Linked DNA regions of Homo sapiens: region 2 is linked to region 1. Evidence: read pairs that join two places in POLR2A ChIA-PET (ENCODE). Cell type or tissue: OCI-LY7. All regions are shown on one strand.

Region 1 (8,000 bases):
TTACAGGCATAAGCCGCCGCACCCGGCCTGACTTTAACTTTCAGTGGCAAACTGAGATAGATTTTGCAGAGTCCAGACACCAAAATCTGGGGAGAATACAAGTGAGTTTCATGCCAGTCATAAAGCTGTAGGGCTAGTTATACCTCCCCACATTAGCTAATATACCTGATAGTTAAAATGTACCCCTCTGTTGTGCTCTTCTAATTTTTATTATTGAGCCAGATCAAGAGTATATCTCACTGCCTTACTTTACTTCAGGGGTCCTCAAACTTGTATGGGTTTCAGAACTTCTCGAGGAACTTGATAAAAATAAAAAGGCTCAGGATCTATCCTACTTCGAGAAGGCTGGGCCTCTGTGGGCTTTATGACCTCAACCAATGATTATGATAGGCACCAAATTTGAGAAGCACTACTTTAGTGTATGCTCTTAATGTTGACTTCCAGATCATTTCAGTTTCTTTTCATTGGTCTGTCTGATTACAGTTTCTTTCTGCATCAACTTATTCTTCATCCAGTCAACAAATCTGAACAAGTCCAAGTTTGTTAAAAGTAATAACAATGATAATGATAATGACTGTTTATCACAACGGACAAAAGTCTAAATTTCCTATGGTGCATTTAAGGCCCTTTCAAGACTTGCCCTTTGCAGTCTTCTCCCGTCAGTTTCATCACTCCGAATGACTTGCACTTTCCCCTAATGCAAAATGATTTCTCAGAGTCTGAGTTTTCTTATATTCACATATTCTTTCAAAAATTATTTACTGAGCTCTTACTGCCTGTACAGCACTGGATCTAACACTGAGGCTAAAGTAGTGAAGAGACGGAAATCATGCCAGTTCTCAAAAAGTGAAAAACATAAGAACAACAAACACATTTAACTTAATTAGAATTGAGATAAATACTGTAAAGAGTAACTGTCGGGTGTCGTGACAGCATATAACAGGGACCTCGTTTGGTCTAGGAATTTTCATGGGCAGCTTTCTCAAGGAAGTAATTGTTGAGCTAATGCTTGAAGTATGGATATAAATCATCAACATAAATGACAGGCGGTTCAGAGGAATATTAAAGACAGGGAATAGAACGTGCAAAGGTCTTGGAGTCAAAGAAGAATAACTTTTCAAGGAACTAAAAGTAGATTATATAAGTTAACATAAAAAAAGAGAAGTTCATTAGCTAGAGACAAAGTTCATGAAACGGGCAGTCTATGTAAGAACTTGTTAGCCATGTTTTTTTTTTTACCCTAGGGAAAATCGAGAGTGAAAAAATAGTTGTAAGCAGAGAATTGTCTCAGATTTGCATTTTAATGATCATTCTGACCCCAGTGTAGAGAATGGATTAGATGATGAAAAGCACAGATGATATACTACTTTACAGGAGGTTATTGCAAGCAGCCTGGAAGAAAACAGTTAGTGATTGGATTAGACTTTACACATTAGAGTGGTAGTAAGAAAAATGATGAGGGAGGACAGATTGAACATATGCTTTTCATTCTACTCAGATAATCATGGTTTTCCCCATCTCTCTCTTGGTTTCATCCACAATGCCTAGATTAAATTCAGGGTTCCTTTAGCATTGAGTATTTACTATTGCTACATTTTAAATATCGGTTATACACCTTTCTCCTTATACTAGAATATATGTGTGTGTGTGTGTGTGTGTGTGTGTGTGTGTGTGTGTGTATGTATATAGACTTTTTTTTTTTGAGATGGAGTTTCAGTCTTGTTGCCCAGGCTGGGTGCGATGGTGCAATCTCGGCTCACTGCAACCTCCACCTACTGGGTTCAAGCAATTCACCTGCCTCAGCCTCCTGAGTAGCTGGGATTACAGGCATGCACCACCAAGCCCAGCTAATTTTGTATTTTTAGTAGAGATGGGGTTTCTCCATGTTTGTGAGGCTGGTCTTGAACTCCCGACCTCAGGTGATCCACCCACCTTGGCCTCACAAAGTGCTGGGATTACAGGCGTGAGCCACCACGCCTGCCTAGAATATAAATTATTAAGGGTACATGTGTGTTTTATTTATCTATTACATCCACTGCCTGACTGATTCTATGTTTTAATATTTTAATGAATCGACCATGAGTTGACCAACCATGTGATCTTAGGCAGGTTAACCACTGTGATCTCCATTTTATCACTTAATAAGTAATCTCATCCCCTCACCCACTGTGAGCCCTTTGAGCCAAATCCTGGCAAGAAACTATCACTTTCTTGGCACGAAAAGTATGCTAAAGTCGAATTGGACAGATCCCAGCACGAAAGATTCAACTGAAAATTATTTAATGAAGGAACTTTTTATTGATGTTGGGGCAAGGTTCAGGGACCAACAAGAATATATGAGGCACTCAGGAACTCTGATGTCAGGAAACCTTTATCACCCCTACCCAGAAAGAGATAAGGGTGAGGGACAGTGTTAATGAAGCCTAGTTGAAGGATGGAGTTGTGGATGTTGGCCTGTCCAAGAGTAGTTGTGGCCATAATAAGAACAGCCACTGCTAGGACCATGGCAGGTAATGAGATGGGAGTGGAAGGGATCTTGTACACAAATCTTCCTCTTTTCCCAGCTGTCAATTTCTTTCCAGCCTGTCATTGGCTGAGCACATTTGAAAGCCAAATGGCAAGGAAATCCAGGTGATTTTGCTTTTGAGGTCAATCTTCCAGGCCGCTGAGCAAAGTATAGGAAAAGGAAGGATGGATCTAGGGAGGCAAATGGGGAATAATGAGAAAGAGAGAAAAGATTTACACAACTAACTCTTCAAGAAAACCATGAGATATTGAATTTAGTGGACCAAAGAAGTGACTCTAATGAATAATAATGTGGGCCAGATATGAACAAAAATAATTCAGAATGTGGAGTACTGAGACAGGGGATTACAGAACCATGGAAATAATGGCAAGAAAGGATGAAGGAATTGAGCAAAGGGAAACACAATCTAGCCAGAGGCTCAGGCCTGAATCTTTTGCCATCTTTCACATTTATGTCCACATCTGTATTTGAAGAGCAATAAGACCCTTTCCAGTCAAAAAATTAAGTGACCTCAATATTAAGACAAGTTTACGTAATGCTATTATAACTGTAATAAGATACCTCTCTACCACTACAACTCAGAGACTCAGGTCTCATATACTCTATTTATTGAAAATGAAACCACCTGTGCAAAATTATAACTGAGGAAATTATGACCGAAAGAAATCAGACCTAACTGACTCTGTCTTGCTTCTAACTTTTAAGCTGTCCTTGCTCATTCCTGGGCATAGGTCGAACTAACTTTGGGAAGGAATTCCGTTCATTGTTTGACTCTGAAACAAAATTGATAAAAGCCCTTTGCCAAAAAGACTCCCTTCTTATCTGGGGTCAAGTCTGCCTTTTCAGGACTAACAAATTAGCTACAAGATCAGAAATTACAATTTAGGGGTCATGCAACCTCTGGCTCCAAGAGTCTGAACCTCCTTAAATTGCTCTTGGAGATAACATCACTATTGTAAAACCTAAGATGAGTGCTTGAAATATTTTGCAGACCCTGCACTCCATGGATCAGCTCACACCACCCAGACCAGTAATCTGACCCAAGAACAGAAGACATTAAGAAAACCTAATTTCAACCCCCTATGATTCCATCTCCAACCTGACCAGCCAGCATTCCCCACTTCCCAAGCCCCTACCCACCAAATTATCTTTTAAAACTCTGATCCCAAATGCTCAGGGAGACTGATTTGAGTAACAATAAAACTCCGGTGTCCCACACAGTTGGCTCTGCGTGAATTACTCTTTCTCCGTTGCAATTCCCCTGCCTTGGATAAATCAGTTCTGTCTAGGCAGCAGGCAAGGTGACCCCTTCAGGCAGTTACAAAAACTCTATGATCTAGGAGTATGAAACCAAATGAAATTTGGTATATCCAATATCAATTGAAAGATTCTTCATATTGATACACATAATTACTATTGATCTACTATCTAGGAGAATTTACTCTTTGTTAGGGGAGATTAGAGGCTTTATAGATCTCACTGTCTCATACTATAAAAACAACACATAGATGATATTGTAATGCACAACTTTCTGGAAGAGCGCCTGTGGCCTAAAGAGAAACGTTAACACAAGTAACACACCCTACATGGCACAGATAGAAAGTGGAAAAGCCAGGGTTCACATTCAAGTCTCTGACTCGGCAGCCCTTAGTCTTTCTTCTATATATTATAGTCTAATGAAGCAATGGAGCTGCCTATATATTAAGGAGTAATATTGATGAATTCTATGTTTAGCTATAAGAACACTAATGGAATTTTCTAATTACTTGGGAAAAATATCAGAAGAGATGGAAATGTTGAGCTAATTGGTTTATGGAAATGAGATAGCTTGGTTAGGCAAGAATTCGTGATATCCAATGGGTGTTTATTACGGAGGGAGATAAGCCTCACCTAGAGTACTTGGGAGAGCAGGCTGGACCTGAAAAGTGTGGTTTCCACAGAATGGAAAGATTGGTGGTGAGATTGTAAAAGGAGCTATTTAGCCATGAGCAATTGTTCTTAAGAAGGTGTGCTTTGTAAGTCTGCCTTCCCAGCAAACCTCAGATATTTCCTTGCATCATTTACCTACTTGTTTTATTGACTCATACAATTCTTTATTTAATTTAAAAAGCATTTTCTACATCCCATGCCCACTTCTAGGTTCTGGAGGATATACAGTCAAAATGACACGCTCCTTCACCTTCACAGAGTGTTCATATTTGGTGAGAGACACAGAGTCATGCCCCAGCAAATGTAATCCTGTATGACAGGTGCTAGGATATTTGCTGAGGATGCTTTGGAAGTACAGATAAAAAAATATATCTTTATCATTAAAAGGTTGGGAACATTCCTTTTAAACATCTTGAAGGATGAAAATTAACTGGGTAGAGAAAAAAAAGTAAGATTTTAAGTAGAAAGAATGACACCTATGGAGGCCATGAGGACAGAGGCAATTTTTTTTTCTTTTTGAAATCACTTTGCTTTATTGCAGAAACATCAAAGACTTTTACTGAATAGCTAACAGAAGGCTATGGTATGTATACAACAGAGTCCTCTTTTCAAAGAATAGCAATCAGTTTCTATTTTCTGTTCATTCAAATAAAAGCTGATGTTCCTGATGGTTTTGAAAGAACATCAGTACTTTTCTGTGTGAGCTACTTTATGTGAATGAGTATATTTAAAAAGTTTAGGCCAGGTGCGGTGGCTCATGCCTGCAATCCCAACACTTTGGGAGTCCGAGGCAGGTGGGTCACTTGAGTTCAGGAGCTTAAGACCAGCTTGGGCAACATGGTGAAAATTGAAAATATGTCTCCACCAAAAATACAAAAATATCAGCAAGATGTGGTGGCACGCACCTGTAGTCCCAGCTACTTGGAAGGCTGAGGTGGGAGGATTGCCCGAGACTGGGAGGCGGAGGTTGCAGTGAGCCGAGGTCACACCACTGTACTCCAGCCTGGGCGACAGAGTGAGACCTCATCTCAAATAATAAAATAAAATAAAATTTAAATTAAAAAAAGTTTAAATGACAAGACAAAACAGATAGCTGTCTTGTATGCGATAGACCTTACAATGTGAGATGGGGCATTCTGTTTTGTTTTTTTTTGGTTTTTTTTTTGTTTTTTTTTTTTTTTTTTTTTTTTGAGACAGTCTCACACTGTTATCCAGGCTGTAGTGCAGCGGTGCGATTTCCACTCACTGCAACCTCTGCCTCCCGGGTTCAAGCAATGCTCCTGCCTCAGCCTCCAGAGTAGCTGGGATTACAAGCACCCACCACCATGCATGGCTAGTTTTTTGTATTTTTACCAGTGATGGGGTTTCACTATGTTGGCCAGGCTGGTCTTGAACTCTTGACCTCATGATCCACCGGCCTCAGTTTCCCAAAGTGTTGGGATTACAGGCGTGAGCTACCACACCCAGCCCGGGGCATTCTTTTTTTTTTTTTTTTTTTTGAGACAGGTTCTCTCTCTGTCTCCCATGCTGAAATGCAATGGCATGATCATAGCTCACTGGAGCCTCAACCTCCTAGCTCAAGCAATCCTCCCACCTCAGCCTTCCGATCCTCCTACCTCAGCCTTCTGGGCAGCAGGGGCTACAGGCGCACACCACCATGCCCCACTAAATTTTTTTTTGTTTGTTTTTTAACGTATAAGTGGGATCTTGCTATATTTCCTCGGCTGGTTTTGAAGTCCTGGTCTCAAGCCATCCTCCCACCTCAGCCTCCCAAAGTGCTGGAATTACATGCATGGGCCACCATGCCCAGCCAACAAGATTTTCTTTATGTTATGTGAAGTCTAGTTTTGCAAGATTTTAATAAGTATTCCATGAAGAAAAAGAAATGCAGTCAAATAAATTTGAGAAATACTGGTTTAAACACCTGAGGTCAAGAGTTCCCTGGCCAAACCCCGTTTCTACGAAAAATGCAAAAGTAGCCAGGCATGGTGGCATGCCCCTGTAATCCCAGCTATTCAGGAGGCTGAGGTGGGAGAATTGCTTGAACCCGGTAGGCAGAGGCTGCAGTGAGCCAAGATCGCACCATTGCTCTCCAACCTGGGTGACAGAGTGAGATCCCATCTTAAAAAAAAATAAAAATAAAAATAAATAAAGAATGAAAGACACTTAATGGCATGATACACATTACAATGTATACCATACTATGTTAAGTGCCATTTACCTAAGTGTGTTTCTCAGAACATTAGTTCTACATAACATCTACTGTAAAATGTTCCAAAGTTAAATATATTTGAGGAATGTTACACCCTTACCCTTCTTTCAGAAATGTATGATAATATTAGAACACTAAAGGCTCCAACAAGTTCTGGAAGAGGCAAACATTTTGATATGAGTGGAGAGGAAGGTGCTTATGGCACAAGGATGGAAGATAAACCCAGAGAAGCAGGCAATGCCAAATCTTGAAGGCGATTGTATACCTTGCTCAGGAATCTGACCATAACCATGAATCTTTGGGAAGCAGCTGAATGATTTAAATCAGCAGAAAGATAAAATCAGATCCAAACTTAGTAAAGACCACATTGGATACAATGTGAAAAGGAGCAAGGAGGACCTCCAGGCAGAAGGCCCAGAGACCAGTTGGATAGGTTGGTTCCAAACCTGAGTGATTGTGTAAGTGGTTATGATAATAACTGATATGGGAGTAGAGGAAGAGGAGCAGGCTGAATTAGATAAAATAAGGACATTTCAACTTAATTATTTTTCCGTAAGTTCTCATCTTCTTTCCTTTAACATGTTAAGAAATAAAAAAAGGTTATATATATATATATATATGTATATATATATATATAATTAATAAAGAGTATATACAATTGTGGCATATTAATTTTTTGGCCCTGAACTAACATAGGCTCCCAGGGAACTGTGTTTATTTACATGCACAGAAGAGGCAGAGATGAACCAGTCTAGCCCTTAGCGACAAGAGTGGTGATAGTCACCCATTCTCACCTCTTGCTCACTAATCCCACTCCCCATGATTTCCAAAAATAAGAAGGCACCTCTTCACACTCACTCAGTGACAATATTTGCAGGAAAAGAGACCTAAGTCTTTATTAGGAATGAATGAACTCACCAAGAATATGGTTTTTACTTTGGTACACTTACCTTTTGCCAAGTAGTGTCTGTTATGCCAAGATCCACACTAGCAGGCAGCATGCAGGAGGAAAAAGCAGCTTCTCTGCCACTTCGGAATGGCTTTCTTTCCTACCTCACTGAAGATAAGAGACATTATTGATTTTATTAGGGTAGTTCAATTAGCAGAGCAAACAGATTTCTAGACTGGAGAAAAGGCTAAGTGACTTTTGTCCTTGATCTAGAGAAATTACCTGGCAACCCGCACTTCACTTTCTGTCATAAATAAGCCTGGTGGTGAGTGATGTGTTATTTAAATGAGTGAGTCCCAAACCTAGGTGAGTCTGATGTGGTTTGCGAACCACTGGTACAAATACAGATCATAGGAAGCTTTTTAAGTGCATGTAATTCATTT
Region 2 (8,000 bases), 250 kb after region 1:
TAGCTTTATTGAAAACTTTAAACTGATTGCTATGGATTCTGTTGATCCCAACACTTTCTATACTCCAAACTCACTAAAGCTGCCATATACACCTTGATCTTTGCGCCCAATCAATGCTGTTTCTAAAATAACATCTGGATACTCTGTTTTACGACTGACTCAGTAATGTTACAAGTTTGATTTTTTTTGTTTTTTATGACATAAAATTATGTAAATGAATATACCATAGATAAGTCTACATACCCTATTCCATCTATATGCCTCTGCACTGATAGCAGTAGAATAGTCACTAGCAAATTGCACCTAATCGAGGACTTTTCAATTGCCTTGAAGTAACCAGAGAGAAACTAGGTCAAAAGCTTAATAGAGTTGCTTTCTCTGCCCTTCACTTAGCATCAATAGAGTGATTTTCCTTGCTCTTAAAAAGCCCTGTAAAGCTAGATATTAAGTCCCTCATATTAAGGGAAGAGAGCAATGTTTAAATTTTACCTAAAGGATATGCTCCTATTGAGAAAAATGTGATTTAAAACATGAATGATTGAAACTTCCAGTGACTAGTATACAAACTCTAAAGCTCCAAGTTTAGATTAAGGTTTATTTAACTGGACACAGCAGCATCAATATACAACTTTATTTACAATCCAGAGTTATGGCTGTCAATTTTTTGCAGTCTTCATTTATTTACTTTTATTTTTTAAAATTCTTTAATATGACAAATATTTATGTAACTCCTACTTCATGTTAGCATCCATGTTCCCTGCCTTTGTGAGGCTTTCATGCCTTTGTGAGACTTTTAGATGAACCAAAAGTACAAATGCAGATTGTGAGAAAATGCTATAAAAATTAACGAGGTCAATAGACATTGAATAGGAGGATCCTGAGTTAACTTAGGTGTTCAGGCAAATGAACAGTGGAGGAAAAGCATTCCAAGGAAGAAGAAACAGCATGTGTAAAGATTTTCTGGCAGAAAACAACAACAACAAAATAAGATCTACTCTAAGAAGGGAAAGAAGGCCTCTGAAATGAGGAGCAGAGTGATCCAGAGTTAAGATGGAAAGGCACACAGGTCCTCTTTTCCCATGATCTATGGTTTCTCAAAGGCAGTTGAGATCAATTTCCAAATGCGTATTCTCTATGCCCTACCTGACAGTTCACTAGATGAAGGAATAGATGTTGTTATTACAGAGTTTGGTAAGAGAATAGGCAGCGTAATTTAACTTTCCTTTTCTATTCTGTTAGCACTATTCAAAGTCTTAAATCTCCCAGTCCAGCAGCCTTTTCCTCAGGATGACTTAACAAAAGACAAATAAAAAAGTACAGTGGTGTGTTGAGAGGGGAACCATTATTTTCTGAAGTCAGTTGACAGAAGGCTTCCAAGGTCTTACTGATTTAATAGATCACAGTCACTCCTGTGGGTGCACTTCTCTCCATTAGGTCTTCAATCCACACTGTATTATATTCTGAAATGAGCCTTCCTGGGATAGATTTGTCCCCATGATGGATAATCATGTAAATCCTGGCAGGTGACCAAGTATGTCTCTAGAGGGGTGACTCTGGAAGCAGCTGTTCCACAGCAGCATAACCCAAAAATCTAGCTTAGACACTGGAGACAAAGCCCAAAGCTCTATGTGAGAGTCCCTGTTTGTTTGGCAGTTTCATTGTCCACGCCTCCAAAAGGCCATCAAATTATGAGGCAGGGGAAATCATGAGAGACAGGATGGATCAATAGTCTGACTTGTCAGCAGTAGGCTTTTGATGGCTTCTCTTGTGTACATTAGCATCAGGGGTACAAAAGTTCTGAAAAATATATTTTCTTTTGTCAATGCCCTAATGAGAGCACATATGTCATAGAAAGAGAAGAACCCTGTATATTGGTCTCATGGTTTAGTTTTTCCTCCCTCTTTTTAAAATTTCTTTCCACTGTACCACTTGTAATACTCTTTATGTGGTTTCTATTTAACTGACCATGTACTTGTAAAGACTAGAAATAAAATAATAATTAGCTACCTGCATGTGCTAGAAGTTAATATGATGTTAGATCTCTGACATACGTTGATTATAAAGGTGCTTTTAATGGTTTGTATCTTGGAAGGATTTAGAGCTCGTGGTGTTAAAAAAAAAAAAAAAAAGTAAAGATGTCTTGTCCAGCACTCAGGGTGTTGTGACTGAATATGACTTCAACCTCGCAGTGAAATTTAAGAGTACATCCATTTTAGCTCATCTAATGAAAATATGATAAAAATGTTTATATTAACTGAAAAATCCAATGGATAAATGCACTAACATAAAATAACAAAAGGTGCATTGAGAGACATTGGAAGTTATTCTTTAAATATTTGAGATCATGTGGTTCTTTCAGAGGTGATTTTAGCAGTACTTCTCTGGACTGGCAGGTGGGCAAGTTTGCTCATGTGGCATTTTCAAAATGCACATTCAAATTATGCCATTTATAGAGGTCCACTCCTCTTTCCACAAACCCCTGCCTCTTTGAGTAAAACTGTCCTAGTGACTCATCTAAAAATGGGAGCGGATCACATCATGCTGTTGGCGCCCTGGGCTTTTTCAAGGAACTCCCAGCTTGAAACCTAGGAAACTTTCGGAATATGAGCAGGGGAACTTATCTTTCTATTGTTGATGCAAAGCATTGATTTACTTTTTAAATTGTTTATTTTATGAACACAGTGAGAAACTCAGCTATAAAGCTGTGTCATCATACCAGTGACTTCCATAAACTCAAAATCACTGATTGAACACTTTGGACAAGCCTTCTCAATATTCATCTGTGGCTTGACATTTTAGACTGGAAAGTTTGTTTGAGAAAATACTCCTAATAATCAACAGCACAAAGCTTCTTCATGACTGAAAAGAAGGGTCTTCTTAGAAAGATTGTGATAAGAAGACTGAAAGAAGTCGCCTACATCCAGTTCCCTTATAAATAAAACTATAGTTTGTACTATGATCACTAGACACCTACCAGAAATTCCAATCCTGATGTTCAATTGACATAAAATTTACCTGCTGTAGATTACATTGAATTTTTATGTCTAGAAAGTTTGCCCACTGATGGGACTTTTCTGTCATAGGCATAAACCTTTTCATCAAAGTTGCCAGAGGAATCCATTAGAGTTTAACCAATTTGCTTGAAACTTTCTGTTCAGTTTTTTAACTGGTATGTATCAAAAGGGAAGACAGGGATATACCTATATAGACTGAAATATCCATATGGGATATGCATATAGGACTTCCAAACATCTAAGAAATAAAGAGAAGAAAGTTGTTATTACTCATTATTATAGCTGTAGTAATGGGTATTTTAGGATCCTTCAAATCCTGTTGACTAACACATAAAATTACCTCTGGCAAATAAAATACTTTTTGTTTTCTGGATCCAAAAAAAGATACCACTGTTTTTAAAATATCCATTTTTCTTCACTGTAATTCTCTTTTTGAGTATTTAACATGGACTTATGGATAGTTAACCAGGCAAATGTGACAGCAGCAAGATCTCCCAGGACGCACATTATGGTAAATCTGGCCCAGACTCTGCTGCCGTCTTTTTCTTTGAGACAATGCACCTGCTTCTCTAGAAGCATATATTCTATAGAAGGGGATGAATAAATTGTTGTGCAAAGAAAATGAAGTTTAAAATCTAATGCTATCTCCGAACTTTGTGAGAATCAGTGCTATATATGGGTCAACTAGAAGATACAGAATTTGCCTGAAACTACTAAACCAAGATAAAAACAAAGAAACAAAGAAACCTTTTTTTTTTTTCAGCTGCAGTTATTTGCCTTTCGTACTGCGTTTCCCATTCTTTCACTTTCATTTCATCCAGGCACCTTGCAAGGCACAGTAATGAAGAGGATATGGGGTCTCCTTGACTTAATGGAACCAACAGTTTAGGTGGCAGTCCAACCTGAGACTAAATAATAAGCAAAAACTCCTCCTCCTTCCTTTCCCTGCCAAATTGACTTATGTCATTTTAAGTTCACTATTACAGGCCTTTTAATTATCCAATGAAACACTTGCTCAAGACTTCTCCTAGCACCAACTACCTAAAAAATATGTTTGTCTTCTAATCTACTTCCTCATCTCCCATTCCTGTCTGCTAATCTCATCATTTTTTCCTCCTTATTTTTTAATTTAATTTAATTTAATTTAATTTAATTTTTGAGACTGAGTCTCGCTCTGTCGCCTAAGCTGGAATGCAGTGGCACGATCTCGGCTCACTGCAACCTCCACCTCCTAAGTTCAAGCAATTCTCCCTTCCTCCCCTCCTGAGTAGCTGGGATTACAGGCATGCACCACCAAGCACCACCAAGCCCCTCTAATTTTTATAATTTTAGTAGAGACAGGGTTTCACCATGTTGGCCAGGCTGGTCTCCAACTCCTGACCTCAAGTGATCTGCCCGCCTCAGCCTCCCAAAGTGTTGGGATTACAGCCATGAGCCACTGCACTGGGCTGTTTCCTCTTTTTTTAATAACTTTTTTTTGTTACCTTTCTAGGGAACCAATATATATTTAATGGGATTGTCTGGAGACAGTAGCTCAATTCCAATGGCTGGCTACAAAATAAGGCATTTAGGGATTCAAAGCAATCTGGCAAGAAAGTTGTTAAGGTTTCTTTTCGTTTCTCTCACAACTCCCAAATGTGAAATCACATTTGTAACCTGAATAGAGAAGTTGGATTTTTTCCCTTTGCATTGTACTATAAACTAATAAATTTTCTAACCAGACCAGAAATATTATTACAAATAGTTTAACAATATTTTTCAGCAGACTCTGTCAAAGTAACTTATTTTTTAAAAAAAACAGGATTTGGTTAATCTACCTACTTTTTTATTCTTTTGTAGCTTATATCCCTCTACTTTCCCCAAAGGGGGAAAATGATATTGCGTAAAAGTTTTATAATACATTTGACTGAAAAAAAAAAGAATCAGTCATCGTATTTTAGCATTACATTTAGTTCTGAAACTAATATGGTTTATAGAACATAGGATAATATTGTCCAGTCAAAAGATATGGTCATTTTGGCCCAGTGGCTCACGCCTAATCCCAACATACTGACATTTTGGGAGGCCAAGTTGGGAGGATCACTTGAGGCTAGGAGATTGAGACCAGCCCAGGCAACATTATGAGATCCCATCTCTACCAAAAAAAAAAAAAAATCATATATATACATATATATATATATATATGATTACTTAGTAGAGACATTTTCGAAGTAAAGTATTTTTTAAGATTCTGTGGGATCAAAAAAGTATTTGTTCACTTTTACCCACTGGTGTGCTGGTAAACTAGCTCCAAACATCCATCCCCAAGGAAAAGTCCTGATTTGTAGCACTTGCCTATACCCATGATGTAAATACTATGCGGATGATTTCTAGCCACCAACATGAAGTCACTAAACACAGAACTGGGGAGAGGTATACATAACTGACTCCCAGGATGAACTGGCTGCAGCACAACACAGGGGTTATTCTCCCTGTGAAGTTTTCCTCAACTTGGGTGTTTCAGCTGAGGTAGAAGTGGAGGGGAGAGGAGTAGGGGCTGGGGAGAATATTAGCCAAGCCATGACCAGCAAGAATATCTCACACTGATGAGGTTGCACTGAAGCCAGATCATCCCTGGTGGAACTCCTGCCATTTCTCTTTTCCTTTAGTTGAGCAAGTATTCCCTCTGAAGCCTATTGTAAAACCTTATCTCTATTTCAGATTTTTAAATAGCAAATGATTAGCTTTCCTAAAATGTGATTCTGCTAAATAAAAACAGCAGGTGAAAAGTTGATTTTAAAGTTTCAGGTCATATGTGTGAAATCCTAGGAACAATTCTTGAGGGGGTCTATTATTTGTTTTTAGATGAAAATTCATGAAAACACTATCATGAATGCAAACCCCAAGGCACTTGTATTACCAGAACAGACCCTCTTGCCTGAAGCAGTATGCAAGGTTTGCAGAGTCTGCAGGGAAGCAGTGAGGATCAGGACAGCAGAAGGGGAAAGCAGAAGTGGTTTCCAAGCCAAAGGACCAGGAGCTGCTTTCACACTAAAATTTACTTCTTTTTATTTTCCTGGTTGCTTCAGGACAATACCCATCAAAGTCTCATAACGTGCGTGTTCTTCCTCTTTCCAGAATCCCTGCAGGAGCCCTGATCAGAGCTGGGGTTTGGTGAGGCAGGGTGTTGTGAGTGACAAGCAGCAGAGCAAAGGGAAAAATGCCTTCAGTTCCCACGCTTCCTCTCTGCCCTCTAGGACCAGGATGTCTCTTCATTATCACTGCTTGCAGAGCCCCATGCCAGTTTCCCATCCCTGAGTCCCTATCCCTCATCCTCCCCTGTTCCTCACTCCAGCCTTCATGGCCCTGTCCTCCCAGTATGGTAAGCTTGAGCTAAGATGCCCCCTTGTCCCTGCATGCACACACACACACACACACACACACACACACACACACATCATTCCTCTGCCAAGTCCGCTGAAAGAATGAGGAATTGGATTGCCTTCTGCAGGGAGCTTTGGGCAGGTGTATGTCTGGCATCCCAGATATTATTCTTATTGGAACAATAGAACATCATGAGTTTGCATGCTGAAGTCTATGATTCAGGGTCATTATGGATAATGTCAGCTTCTGTGAGTGCCTGACTCCTATTACATCACTGAGAACACGTATAGACTGCTGCCAACATATTTTGGAAACACAGCTGTTTTCTAAGCTGTTGATTCACTGACATCTCAACCAGCCACTGAATTCTACACCTAAACTTGCTTGTATTGTTCTCTAATTATTATATTTGTGTTTGTCTTTTCTACTAATTTAGACATCAAATGCTGAATATTATACTTTTGTCTCAAGGTGGTAAATATTTACTGACAGACTGGTAACATGATGAGTCTTACATATTTTTTTAGTGTTCTCTGCCAGACAGACAAGCTGAGTGTAACATTGCTTACTGAGTTCCAAATTGTTTTAAATTCCTTTCATGGGAGGTAGGTGACCTGTTACTCCTGTGAAAGAGGGTGGATATTACTTGAGAACCCTCAAAGTCATTCTTAAAGCCTAACTCCATGTCTCAAATTGCACTCAGATGGCCCAAAGGCCTGATTCCAGCCTGTCGTGGTTGCATCATCTTTCACTTGAACGTGCAAGGACGAATACAGGTGCAGAGCTGGTTCAATCATAACTTTGATCAGACCAATCAAGCACATGTGATGTATAAGACAACATGATCCATAGAGCACTGGTATTATCAATTGCTCCATGTGTCACACAGTAGGTCCCTGGTTGTTTGGTTGCAGCTGAAAATTACTTTCAGAATGGTTGTGAAGAGTGTGTGTGAATATAGCTGTCCATCAGCTCCGGACCATGGAGAAAGTCATCAGTGGAACAGAAACACCAGTGTAAGGGGTTTGCTTTGTTTCTTAAGCTGGCCTTTAGTCCAGTTGCCTTAGAACTTAAACTTCCTATCTTACAGACCAGTCGTTAAGGTGAAGCCAAGTCTTTTCTCTTTGTCCATCAAAGGCTGATCCACGGAGTTCACTGGTCACAAAACTGTCTTCTACAATCAGGGATTGCATTTTAAATAAAATTCATGTAGTAGTCTTAACATAAGCATGTCTCAAGCATGGTTACCTCTCAAAATAAATGGTCTTAAGGCAATGGCAACCTAGAGGAGGTGCCCTCTGTCTTTCATATCCTGGTCTGATTTGTTGTATAGATGACAGTATGGAAGCTTGAATAAGGAACAGCTGAACAGAAGATGCCTTCCTGTGAACCTGGGGTTATCCCTATAGTGAAGCCTCTTCTCTTGAAGATAAAATGGAGTAAAAATAGTTTGAATGAAAGAGTCCACCTCTGGAAGCTGCAGCAGGCACCAGAGTAGGGAATTATATTCATTGACTGGACAGACATCTATTAGCTACTACTGTCTGTCGTGTACTAGACACTATTCTAGGCACTGGGTACTGAGCAGTAACTAGCACAGAGAACCAGCCCAGAGTTCTGAAC

What was found. ChIA-PET counts read pairs that join two places held together with the same protein. Peaks named below come from ENCODE experiments on the same cell type or tissue, not always from the same donor. Only the 100,000 strongest peaks of a DNase experiment are listed, where the experiment ranks them.
Region 2: POLR2A ChIA-PET joins it to region 1 with 13 read pairs; 2 of 35 experiments call an interaction of 5 or more read pairs at or near these places.

What each region holds. Positions count from the first base shown.
Region 1 is chr2:40,540,057-40,548,056 of GRCh38, reverse strand. It overlaps LOC101929667 (a long non-coding RNA gene), which reads right to left. Exons shown (of 5, transcript XR_007086295.1): 4 at 7,619-7,725. Among named protein-coding and RNA genes, the nearest start is that of SLC8A1, 92 kb to the right of the region's middle. In OCI-LY7, no CTCF peak of the experiment used is centred here; no DNase peak of the experiment used is centred here.
Region 2 is chr2:40,286,033-40,294,032 of GRCh38, reverse strand. The region is part of intron 2 of SLC8A1 (solute carrier family 8 member A1); the gene reads left to right. Among named protein-coding and RNA genes, the nearest start is that of SLC8A1, 160 kb to the left of the region's middle. In OCI-LY7, no CTCF peak of the experiment used is centred here; a DNase peak (open chromatin) is centred at 3,842; H3K4me3 peaks cover 830 bases.